Regions from separate parts of the Homo sapiens genome. Here region 1 is linked to region 2. The links are chromatin loops, found by intact Hi-C in ENCODE. Cell type or tissue: Caco-2. All regions are shown on one strand. Each heading gives the region's core, and the rest is flanking DNA. Links, peaks and the distances in the headings are about the cores only.

The links. Hi-C counts contacts between places; a loop is a spot of excess contacts. Peaks named below come from ENCODE experiments on the same cell type or tissue, not always from the same donor. Only the 100,000 strongest peaks of a DNase experiment are listed, where the experiment ranks them.
Region 1: a loop joins it to region 2, with 8 times the contacts of the local background. A loop is called at or near these places in 3 of 110 quality-filtered maps.

Annotation. Positions count from the first base shown.
Region 1 is chr15:93,972,496-93,977,889 of GRCh38, forward strand. The region is part of intron 2 of LINC01580 (long intergenic non-protein coding RNA 1580); the gene reads left to right. LINC01581 (long intergenic non-protein coding RNA 1581) reads right to left here. Exons shown (of 9, transcript NR_120320.1): 5 at 2,501-2,911. Among named protein-coding and RNA genes, the nearest start is that of LINC01580, 74 kb to the left of the region's middle. In Caco-2, for the core only: a CTCF peak has its summit at 2,803 (motif pointing left); a DNase peak (open chromatin) is centred at 2,796.
Region 2 is chr15:94,116,927-94,122,320 of GRCh38, forward strand. No RefSeq gene overlaps it. Among named protein-coding and RNA genes, the nearest start is that of LINC01581, 12 kb to the left of the region's middle. In Caco-2, for the core only: a CTCF peak has its summit at 3,151 (motif pointing left); DNase peaks (open chromatin) are centred at 2,695 and 3,155.

The sequences.
Region 1 (5,394 bases), core at 113-5,112, 140 kb before region 2:
TCTATGCTTTTTTTCCCTAGGACACATTGCATTAAGTGAAAATTGCCAAGGAAAAAGCTATGTAAATCTTTAAGGGTTGTCGTAAGTGTTGTTAGTTGCCCTCCAGAAATGTATCTAGACTGTCAGGTCACTCTCTTACATTGGATAGCAATGTCATCCATAGCAACTGGGTATCCTCTCAGTGCCTGTGTGCCCTGCATATTTTAAGGCCTGAACAACAAATTAATCTTTACTATTGAATAAGTAGAGAATCTCATTGTTTTTCTTCAAATATGGGAGTTTTATTTTAGTTTTGTATTTTTACCTTAACCAATGGTTGTGAAAGATTCTTTCTATGTAAGGAATTTCAGCCTTCTGGAAAGAATGTCCCCAGGAATACTACATGTGTTTTCATAGGTTGTTAGTGACCTAACTGCTTTAGAGATAGTATAAGATCCTAGACTTAACAGGAGAAACACAAAACTAAAAGAAATAATGATATAGAACTCCTATTACTAATACCACTACTTAGAATACAACTGTCATTTCTCTGGTCTAACAGTGAAGAAAATTTTTAAGTCAAAAGTTTTTTTTTTTTCTTACAATTTATTTCTCTAAAAAATGTTTTACCCCAGTTATTTGCTCTTTTTTCCATATGCATTTATCATGTTCCATTTATAGGTATGTGATGGTTTTTAAATTTCTTTCTCCTATGAGACTTAAGAAAAAAATTTAATTCTATGAAATTCTATTTTAATGTGTCAGTTACTATATTGGGGAATTATTAAATCTTCATCTATCAATCTTTGGAAGAAAACTAGATTTCTGGGCGTATACTGGATTTTCCAGACAGATTTTTTGTGTTCTCATTGTAACCCTGTTTATTTTCCTCTGGTTGGAAAGGCCATGAGTGTCTCTCTTAATTTACAATGTTGAGTTCCTTTGCTCTCCCCTGGGTCTCATTTCTCCCAAACAATTCCTTCAGCTGCACATCATTGAGCAAGAGGGACACCATGGATAATGGAAAGATCTACGGCAAGGCTGGCTGTCTGCCCTGTCTAAGGAGGACGTACTGGACCATCCTGCTCTGCACATCCAGATGTGTCCATGAATACATCCATAAAACGATGGCCTGTGGAATCCTATAGGAAAATGATCCAGAGCCTGGGCGGTCAGAAGGAACAAACACTTGATTTACAAAATAAATCTTCTATGTTTATGTTTTAAAGACACACAGAGGAAAAACATTTTTAAATTCATGATTTCCCCCCCCAGATTTTAACTATTGTAATCTCTTTCTTTCCTGAGCCTTAGGCATCTTCATTATAAACCAAAAGATATAACTTGAGATTTTCCCAGGGTTTATATACTCGTTAGAGTTGGAAACATGAAAATGGCAATTTGGGATGTCTCTTTGGAGTCAAAAACCTTATAAAAATATAATGTACTTTCTCTCTCTCTTCATTTCCTCATTTTTCTGGTCAAAGCTAGAAGAGTAAGATGTCTTTGAAACTATTAAGATAATTTTTAAGACATGGTATAATTGTGAATTTTATATAGATATAAAATGAACAGGTATCAAAGACTTTATTAGCTTATTAATTAATAAGAGAACGGGTAAATGTTATAATTGGTATAAAAAGCAGAGGCATATGTAGGAAATTAGGAATCTGAAATGAATTTACAAATTGATGGTCTATCCATGAGGCAATAATTGGTTGCATTCCACCAGTCACAATTGATTTGCATTTCTATGAACAAGAGATGGATGAGCTAGACAGGATAGTCACTCACTTTTTGTTCTGAGCCCATTTCAAAGTCTCAGTTGTTTTCCTTACTAAAACATCTATCTCTAATATCCCATTATATGTATTAATATCCCATTATATATTATATTTTATAATATATAATGTATCCCATTATAATATATATTTTTTATAATATATAATATATATCCCATTATCCCATATATATTCCCATATATATTATATAATATAAAATATATCCTATTATAATATATATTATATATTTTATATATAAGTGATTTCCAAATGAGTTCTATATATATTATAAATTAATATCCCATTATATATACATTTGCATAAATATATGTAATGGGATATTAATTTTTAATATACATAGAACCCCTTTGGAAATCCCTTTCCACAATTACAAGCAATAGATATTTTGGCAGAGTTTTAGTTATGGGGTGATTAGATTTTCTAGCATGTTGAGATTTAGTGGGTCTTAATTTACCCAAAGTCATTTAACCAAAGTAAAATTGAGATTCAAACCCAGATAGATTCTGATTTTAAAAAGCCATGTTTCTGTCTCCTCCCCCTCAAAAAAATGGGTGAAAAAATGGTGGCTCAGGGTCAGATACAAGCTTTTCACTTGTAAGGGTAAAATAATTAAGTCATAAATGATTAGAGCTAAATAAACCTCTCTTAACCAATATCTTCCTGAGAAGCACAATAGTTGACAATAAAGCCGAGAAGCACTGGGAAGCTGAGATGCAGACCTGCACTCTCTCTGTTCGGGCTTCCCCTTGCCTTCTCAGTTATTTCCTTGGCGCCTCTAAGGATCCCCAGAAAACTGTTTCAAATCCTTGAGTTCATCCAGTCTTATCAAAGACTCATCTCTGCATTAGAACTGTTATTTTCTTATTCCAAACCCGGTGCTCATCTATGTTGTCTTTACTGAAAATAAGGGTTAGTCTTGAACTAGTATTTAAATTTAAAGTCCAATGTCTGAACCAGGCAGCCATCAGATCTGATTTAGGGAACACCTGCCCTCTTGTGGTTCTCTGAGCTCATCTGTCTGGAGTTAAGGAAACCTTTTCCAGCTTTCGTTGTGGAGACTCTTCCCGGAGGAGACCATCTTGAAAGAGCTTTATGGAAGAAAGCCAGCCTAAAGTCCCAGTCCAATTTGCCTAGAGATGAAGGCAAGAGGTGGTAAATAGGGTGAGTAAGAGGGTCTTTAATCCAGGAATAAAGATGTAATTGTCAAGATAGAACATCTCTTTGCCTCCTTTATCAATCTGCTGCTGAGTCCTTGGAGTTTGCCACTAATCAGGTATAGCTTTGAAAATGTAAAAGAGTTTTTCAGATACTCCCAAACACATTAGCAGTTGCAAGAGTATCAGTTGGAATGGACTAAGGTATGCTGAAAAATCATACCACCCCCAAATCTCAGTGAATTATACAACAAAATTTAATTCTGAATTATTCTAGGTATTTATTTTAGTCAGGGTTCTCCAGAGAAACAGAGAAAAATAGGATAGATAGATGATAGATTAGATAAATATGTACATACATATATAGATACATAGATTCATAGATGCATACATACATAGAAAGATATAAGAGATTTATTATGAGAATAGGCTCACGTGGTTATGGAAGCTGAGAAGTCTTAAAATATGCCATCTGCAAGCTAGAGAGTCAGTGAAATAGTTTGGATACTTGTCCCCACTCAAATCTCATGTTGAATTGTAATCCCCGATGTTGGAGGTGGGGCTTGGTGGGAGGTGTTCGGGTCATGGGGGTAGATTTCTCATGAATGATTTAGCACCATCCTCTTGGTGCTGCCTTCATGATAGTGAGTGAGTTCTAATGAGATCTGGTTATTTAAGAGTATGTGGCACATTCCTCTCTCTCTTGCTTGCTCCTGCTTCACCTTGTGAAGTGCTTGCACCCACTTCACTTTCTGCCATGATTGTAAGCTTCCTGAGGCCTCCCCAGAAGCTGATGCTGAAGCTATGCTTCCTGTACAGCCTATAGAGCCATAAGCCAATTAAACCTCTTTTCTTTGTAAACTACTGAGCCTCAGGTATTTCTTTATGGCAATGCAAGGGTGGCCTAATACAGCCAGAAAAGCTAGTAGTATAATTAAGTCCTATTCCAAGGGTCCAAAAACCAGGGAAATCAATGGTATAATTCTCATTCTGTGGCCAAAGGTCTGAGAACAGGGACAGTAGGGAGAATGGTTTGAGTCCTGATGTTCAAAGAAGCTCTGATGTCCAAGTACAGGAGAAGATAGAAGACCCAAGGGGAGAGCGCAAATTCACCCTTTCTTTATCTTTTTGTTCTATTCTGGCCATGAATGGATTGGATGGTGCTCACATTGGGGAAGGCAATCTTCTTTACTCATCCTATTGATTCAAATGCCAGTCTCTCCTGGAAACACACTCACAGATACACCCAGTAATAATGTTTTACCAGCTATGTGGGCATCCCTTAGCCCAGTCAAGCTGACACATAAAATTAACTATCATGACGTCCGATGAAGATTGTCAGAGGAGCTTGGCTCACTCACCATGGTCCCTCTATCATGTGCACTTCATTACAACATGCACTTTCACTATTCCCACAGCAGTAGGAAGAAAATGTGGGTCTTAAAAGTTTAGTTCATACGTGATGCACATCACTTTAGTCCTTTTATTAGCCAAGTCAAATCACATGGCTGTACGTAGCTTCAAAGAAGCAAACAAGCTTTGTCCCACCGTGTTCCCAGGAGAACGAGAACATCTACCAACAGCATCAAGATCACCATACCAGGATGAGACTCAGTACAGTAGAACACTGAATTTTCAGGGTATAAAAGTATATACTTTTCTAAGTGTATTAAGCCTTGTGGCTCATCATTCTTCTTTATGCATACATTACTCTTTGTCCCTAATGTTCTTCCCTCTCTCAATATCTCTCATTGTCCTACAGACTCCCTCCTTTATGGCTCCAGTACCATCGAATCCCCTTAGTTAGTCCTGGCCACCTCTTATTGGAATTACTTTACAAGACACTTTACAGTGTCTTTATCTGTTGGCACTGCCTGACTAGGAGATCATTGCCCAGGCTAGGGGCTGCCTGCTGCTCTCTCCCACCCACAAATTAGGACCTATTGGCACTAAAAGCTTTGAGCCTGGCTTTGCATTGCCCTTGGAACATTCACATTTGAATTATTTTTTCAACCCAAGAGAGAAGTCACCCCAGACCCTCAAATGCCCCAACTTCTTTTATTTTACCACTGTCTAGTGTTTAGAACTCTGAATGCCTTATAGCCACATATTTAGCTATGATACTATAGAGCTTTATCCTTCTAACTCCCAGGGCTGGTAAATTATATAGCCTTTTACATAAAAAGAAAATACAGTTGACTAACCTGTTGGATTGGTGATAAACTCTGGAGGGGTGGGGAGAAAAGAGTGTCTACTTGACTGATAACCTCAACACATTTTCCTGTTTTCCTTCAACCTACTGCTTCCTCCTGCCCTCTTTCACAGTATGTGGGTCACACACAAAAAACATTATTGCACGGATGGGAGAGTCATGGAGAGGAGACAGGATGACTCCCCCACCAAAGGAGTACTTCATTTGGATTGATTGTTTTCATTAAATTTTCAAAAATCCCTTGGAA
Region 2 (5,394 bases), core at 324-5,323:
GTTTTGCTCTGTCACTCAGGCTAGAGTGCAGCGGTGCAATCACAGCTTACTGCAGCCTTGACCTCCTGGATTCAAGAGGTAATCCTGTCTCAGCCTCCCAAGTAGCTGGGACTACATGGCATGCCACCACATCTGGCTAATTTTTTTTATTTTTATTTTTTTAGAGACAGGATATTGCTATGTTGCCCAAGCTGGTCTTGAACTCCTCCTGCCTTGGCCTCTCAAAGCACTGGGATTACAGGTGTGAGCCACCATGCCCAGCTTGGTTCTATCTTTAGAACCAGATCAACTACCGACAAATCTAACTTGGAAAGAAAATCTACCATACAAATATAACACACACGTATATATTCAGCAGTGCGCATAAAAAAACAGCGACTAAACATAGATGATGTAGATGAAGTCTTTACTTATTGAAATTGACTCAAACGAGATAGAGATCTAAGTAGCATTTCTCAATCCTGGCTGCACATTAGAATTATGGAAGTAGGAGGAGGTTGGTTTAAAAATAAAAGCTTAACCAAACTAAACTAATGTACGCACATACCCCCAGATATTCTAATTTAACTGTTTATGTTGAGCTTCAGCATAAGGATTTTCGAAAGAAATCTCTAAGTGACTGCAATATGCCCCAAAACTTAAGATGATTTCTATAAGAAATTTCTTAAAGAAATTAAGAAAGCTGTCTAAGAGCTTTATATCCTAAAAAGCACCAGGCCCACTGATACAAATTCCTTTCACATTATTAAAGAAAAGGTTATGCTGATGCCATTTTAAATGTTTCATTGCAAAAGAAAAACATCCAAAATCATATTTGTAAGGCCAGCATAATAATCATACCAAATCATAGAAGGTCTGCATAAAAACTGAAGAAATAAAACTTGGTACAGTCTCACATCCTATCAAAGAATTGAGCAGAGCATTATAAGAAAAATATGCTACAGTGAAGAAAAGTTTGTACCAAGATGCAAGAATAGATTCTCAATAGGAAATCTATTAAAAGAACTCACCATATTGAAAGTTCAAGAAAAAGTCATAAATATCTCAACAGACATCAAGATGGCATTTAATGAGTTGATGGCCATGCACAATTTAAAATCAAATTAATCATTTTACTATGCAGCCATAAAAAATGATGAGTTCATGTCCTTTGCAGGGACATGGATGAAATTGGAAATCATCATTCTCAGCAAACTCTCGCAAGAACAAAAAACCAAACACCGCATATTCTCACTCATAGGTGGGAATTGAACAATGAGATCACATGGACACAGGAAGGGGAACATCACACTCTGGGGACTGTGGTGGGGTGGGGGGAGGGGGGAGGGATAGCATTGGAGATATACCTAATGCTAGATGACGAGTTAGTGGGTGCAGCGCACCAGCATGGCACATGTATACCTATGTAACTAACCTGCACATTGTGCACATGTACCCTAAAACTTAAACTATAATAATAATAAAAAAAGAAAAAAAAACAATAACAATCACTTTAAGCATAAAAAAATAAAGTTTTGTTTAAAATTAAAAAATTAATCATTTTATTTCAATAGATAGGTGAACACTTGCTCAACATGTTAAAAATATTATACATATTAAACCAAAGCCAGCCTTATGCTTAATTGTGAAATACCAGAAATATTTACATTAAAGGTACAAACTAGGTGAGGATTTCATCTAATACTACCGGTAAATGGTGGGGCTCCAATGTGAACACAGATCTGTTCTGTCTATTGTGGATAATGATTTCCAAGAAGAATCAAATCAATACATCAATCAATTCATCAATGATACTATTTTGTGAAAAGATAAATTAAAAACCAGTATTATATGTCTTTGTAACAAAACCCCAAAACCATGAAAACTTAGATTTGCATATTTATCTCATATTGATGTGTTTTTATATACACAGAAAAAAGTCTGAAAAATCACACACAAAGTTTTTACCATGATGAGAGAGAGGGGGAGCATTGCAAGGGAATATTAATTACTTTTTATTGTTTATAAAGTGTTTATATATTCTTTGAGGTCCCCCCACTTCCTGTCCCCAAGGGATGTGTATTACTTTCATAATCAGGAAAAATGACAAATTTCCAATATAGACAAAAAATTAAATGAGTCACATAGAAATATTAAGGCAATTATTACTTATGAAAATATTCCTATGGCACAAGTAGAAGCATGATTCCCCCACCAGTAAAGCCAAGAAAAATAATCTAAGGAGATGTTTTAATACTATTTAAAAATTCAAATAGTGGATACTTCTTTTGCAGACTCCTTTGAATAAAACAATACTTTCATCGAAATCTGTGTTCTCTTACGTTGATACGTTGATGAGTGTTTGAGAGATTATTTAAACGTTCTTTTCCCGGGAGAAAACCAAAGGCAAACTGTTGCCGTCCCGGCCCCCAGTCATCCCCTTCTGACCCCCTCCAGCCCAACTTCTGGTCTTCCTAACTCTTCCAGGAACACAGAAGCTGCTAGCTGGCAGGCCGAGGTTGAATTTGGCTCACAGTTGTATTTTGTTTGTCCTGCTGTAAATTACTGGTGTTAGTTGCCAATATTGGAGATTTGGGAAACTCCACAAGAAAATATCCAGTCTTCTTAAAAATCTGGAGACTCTGGTAGGGCTGACCCATAGTCTTGCCTGGGAATGGTCAGAGCCCCGGGCAAGTGCTGCTGGCTGCTTTACAGGAGGCCTCCAGCTCCTGGTGTCCTTGGTCCCCTGAAGGACTGCACCCTAGGGGAATGGATTTGTGCCTTACAAATCGTTACAAACCTTACAAACCTTTCAAAGCCTGCATCTAGCCCTCATCTGAAGTCATTAACCATTGACAAAGATGGATTGTGTCATCCTATTCGTGGAAATTTTTCATTTTATGAGAAAGCAAACCTATAAAAACATTTCTGCTCACATTTCAGGTACTAACCTGTCAAGAGATATACTGTTTTACCTGAAACAACACAAATCCCATAGTGGATGTGATCTTTTAAACAGTCACCTTTAGAAAATTCTGAGAAAGTAAAGCTTGCTTTTAAATCAAGTTGGGTTATAAGGCTTTTTCAATTAGAAAAACAGTCTAAGTAGTTTTTGGAGCCTTCTAGTCAACTCAGAACACCGTGCAATGCTGTCACCTTGTGGCTAAGTCCATGAAATAGCCCCAGCACCATTTCATGAAATCATGTTGCCATCTTGTGGGCTATTCTAAGACAGCATGACGTGTACTAAAGAGCTCAAAGGCCCGGAACTTAACTTGACTATGGAAATAGCCACCAAACGGTTCACAAGTGACACTAACAGTGGCTAATTATCTGTGGATAGCTGCAACATTACCAGTTCAATGTCTATGACGCCATAGAATCTTGGTGCTACAAACAAATGCAGATTTGTACCCAAGAGAGTTGAGAACCAGTTATCTTCGAGAATAAGAGAACGCAATCATGCATCTGAAATGGTTTGGATTAATGATTCTCGACTGTTTTTTGCTGGCTGCTTCAGAATCAACGGAGGTGCTTGTCAGAAACCCATGTCTTGGATTCCAGCTCAGAAACTCTGATTAAGTGTGTCTTGGGCTGATCTCCAATATCTGTATTTTTAAGAACCCATTTGGTGACTTGGTGAGCACTCTGATTCATGAACCTGGGTAACATGCCAGCTAGTGGCACTAGATTACATTCATCTGTGTGTTCAAAATTTGCTGAGTGTTTAGGTGCAGTGTGCTGAGTTAGTTTTGATTTCAAATTAAAGAGCCCTCATTGCTTCAAGATGTGCACTCTTAAATGAGGAGATACAAGCATGCAATTAAAGTAAGAAAGGCAATTTAGATTATGCGAGAGCGTCCAAAGGGTAGCAGAAGAGGGATCCCCACAAGTTTTCTCCAGTGAGAACACAGTGGCTTTCAAGGAACGTACTGTTGACCCTTGACAACACGGGTTTGAATTACATGGATCCACTTATCGGTGGATTTTTTTTTCACCTCTGCCACTCCTGAGACAATAAAACCAACCCCTCCTCTTCTTCCTTCTCCTCAGCCTACTCAATATGAAAATGAAGAGGATAATTTTTATAATGATCTACATCCACTTCCACTTAATGAACAGCAAATATATTTTCTCTTCCTTATGATTGTCTTAATAACATTTTTTTCTCTAACATACTTCATTGTAAGAATACAGTATGTAACACATACACAAAATATTTGTTAATCAACTGTATGTTATTGGTAAGGCTTTTGGTCAACAGTAGACTATTAGTATTTACATTTTTGAGGAATCAAAAATTATATGCAGATTTTCAACTGCAAGGGGTTTGGTGCCTCTAAACCCCTGCATCGTTCAAGAGTCAACTGTGTATAAAGAAAGATCCAGGTACTTGCAAGGCAGACATGTGGGAGTGGAAGGCAAATATCATTCTAAGTAAAGAAAATAAATGCAACATGGTACCAAGGCATGCAGGAGCATGCCATTTCTGAGAATCTATAAGGACTACTATGTTTTTGGCAAACAATAATGGAAACGACCCAAAGGAGCAAGGAACCACATCCATAGGCTTGTAGACCTTGCCAAAAAGTGGACATTTCATCATGTAAAGGAGCCACAGGGCATTTGCACAGAGAGAGACAATATCCAACTTGTGTTTACAATAAGTAAACACAATAATGTTTGTGTTTGGACTATTGGACATCGCTTTATTTTGCTTTGCAGATATTGTGTGTATGTGTGTGTGTGTTTTACAAATTAAAGGTTTGTTGGAACCCTGTATTGAGAAAGTTCATTGGCACCATTTTCTAACAGCATTTGCCCACTTCATGTCTTTGTGTCACATTTTGGCAATTCTCACAATATTTCAACCTACTTCATTATAATTGTATTCATTATGGTGATCTATGATCACTGACTTTTGATGTTACTATTGCAGTTGTTTTGAGATGCCACAAGCCATGCCCATAGAAGACAGCAAAGGTGATTGATGAATGGTGTGCATATTATGATGGGGGTTGTTGCCCCCTCTGTCTCCTTCTCCCCAGGCCTCCTACTTCCTTGAGACATAACAATATTGGAATTAGGCCAATTAAGTGTTTGAGGGAAAGGAAGAGTACTACATCTCTCACTATTTTCTTTTTAAGTTCTGGGGTACATGTGCAGGATGTGCAGGTTTGTTACATAGGTAAACGTGTTCCATGGTGGTTTGCTGCACCCATCAACCCATCACCTAGGTATTAAGCCGGGCATCCATTAGCTCTTTTTCTAATGCCATCCCCACCCCCTGCCCTCCCCTGACAGCCCCCAGTAAGTGTTGTTCCCCTCTCTGTGTCCATGTGTTCTCATTGCTCAGCTCCCTCTTATAAGTGAGAACATGTTGTGTTTGGTTTTCTGTTCCTGTGTTAGTTTGCT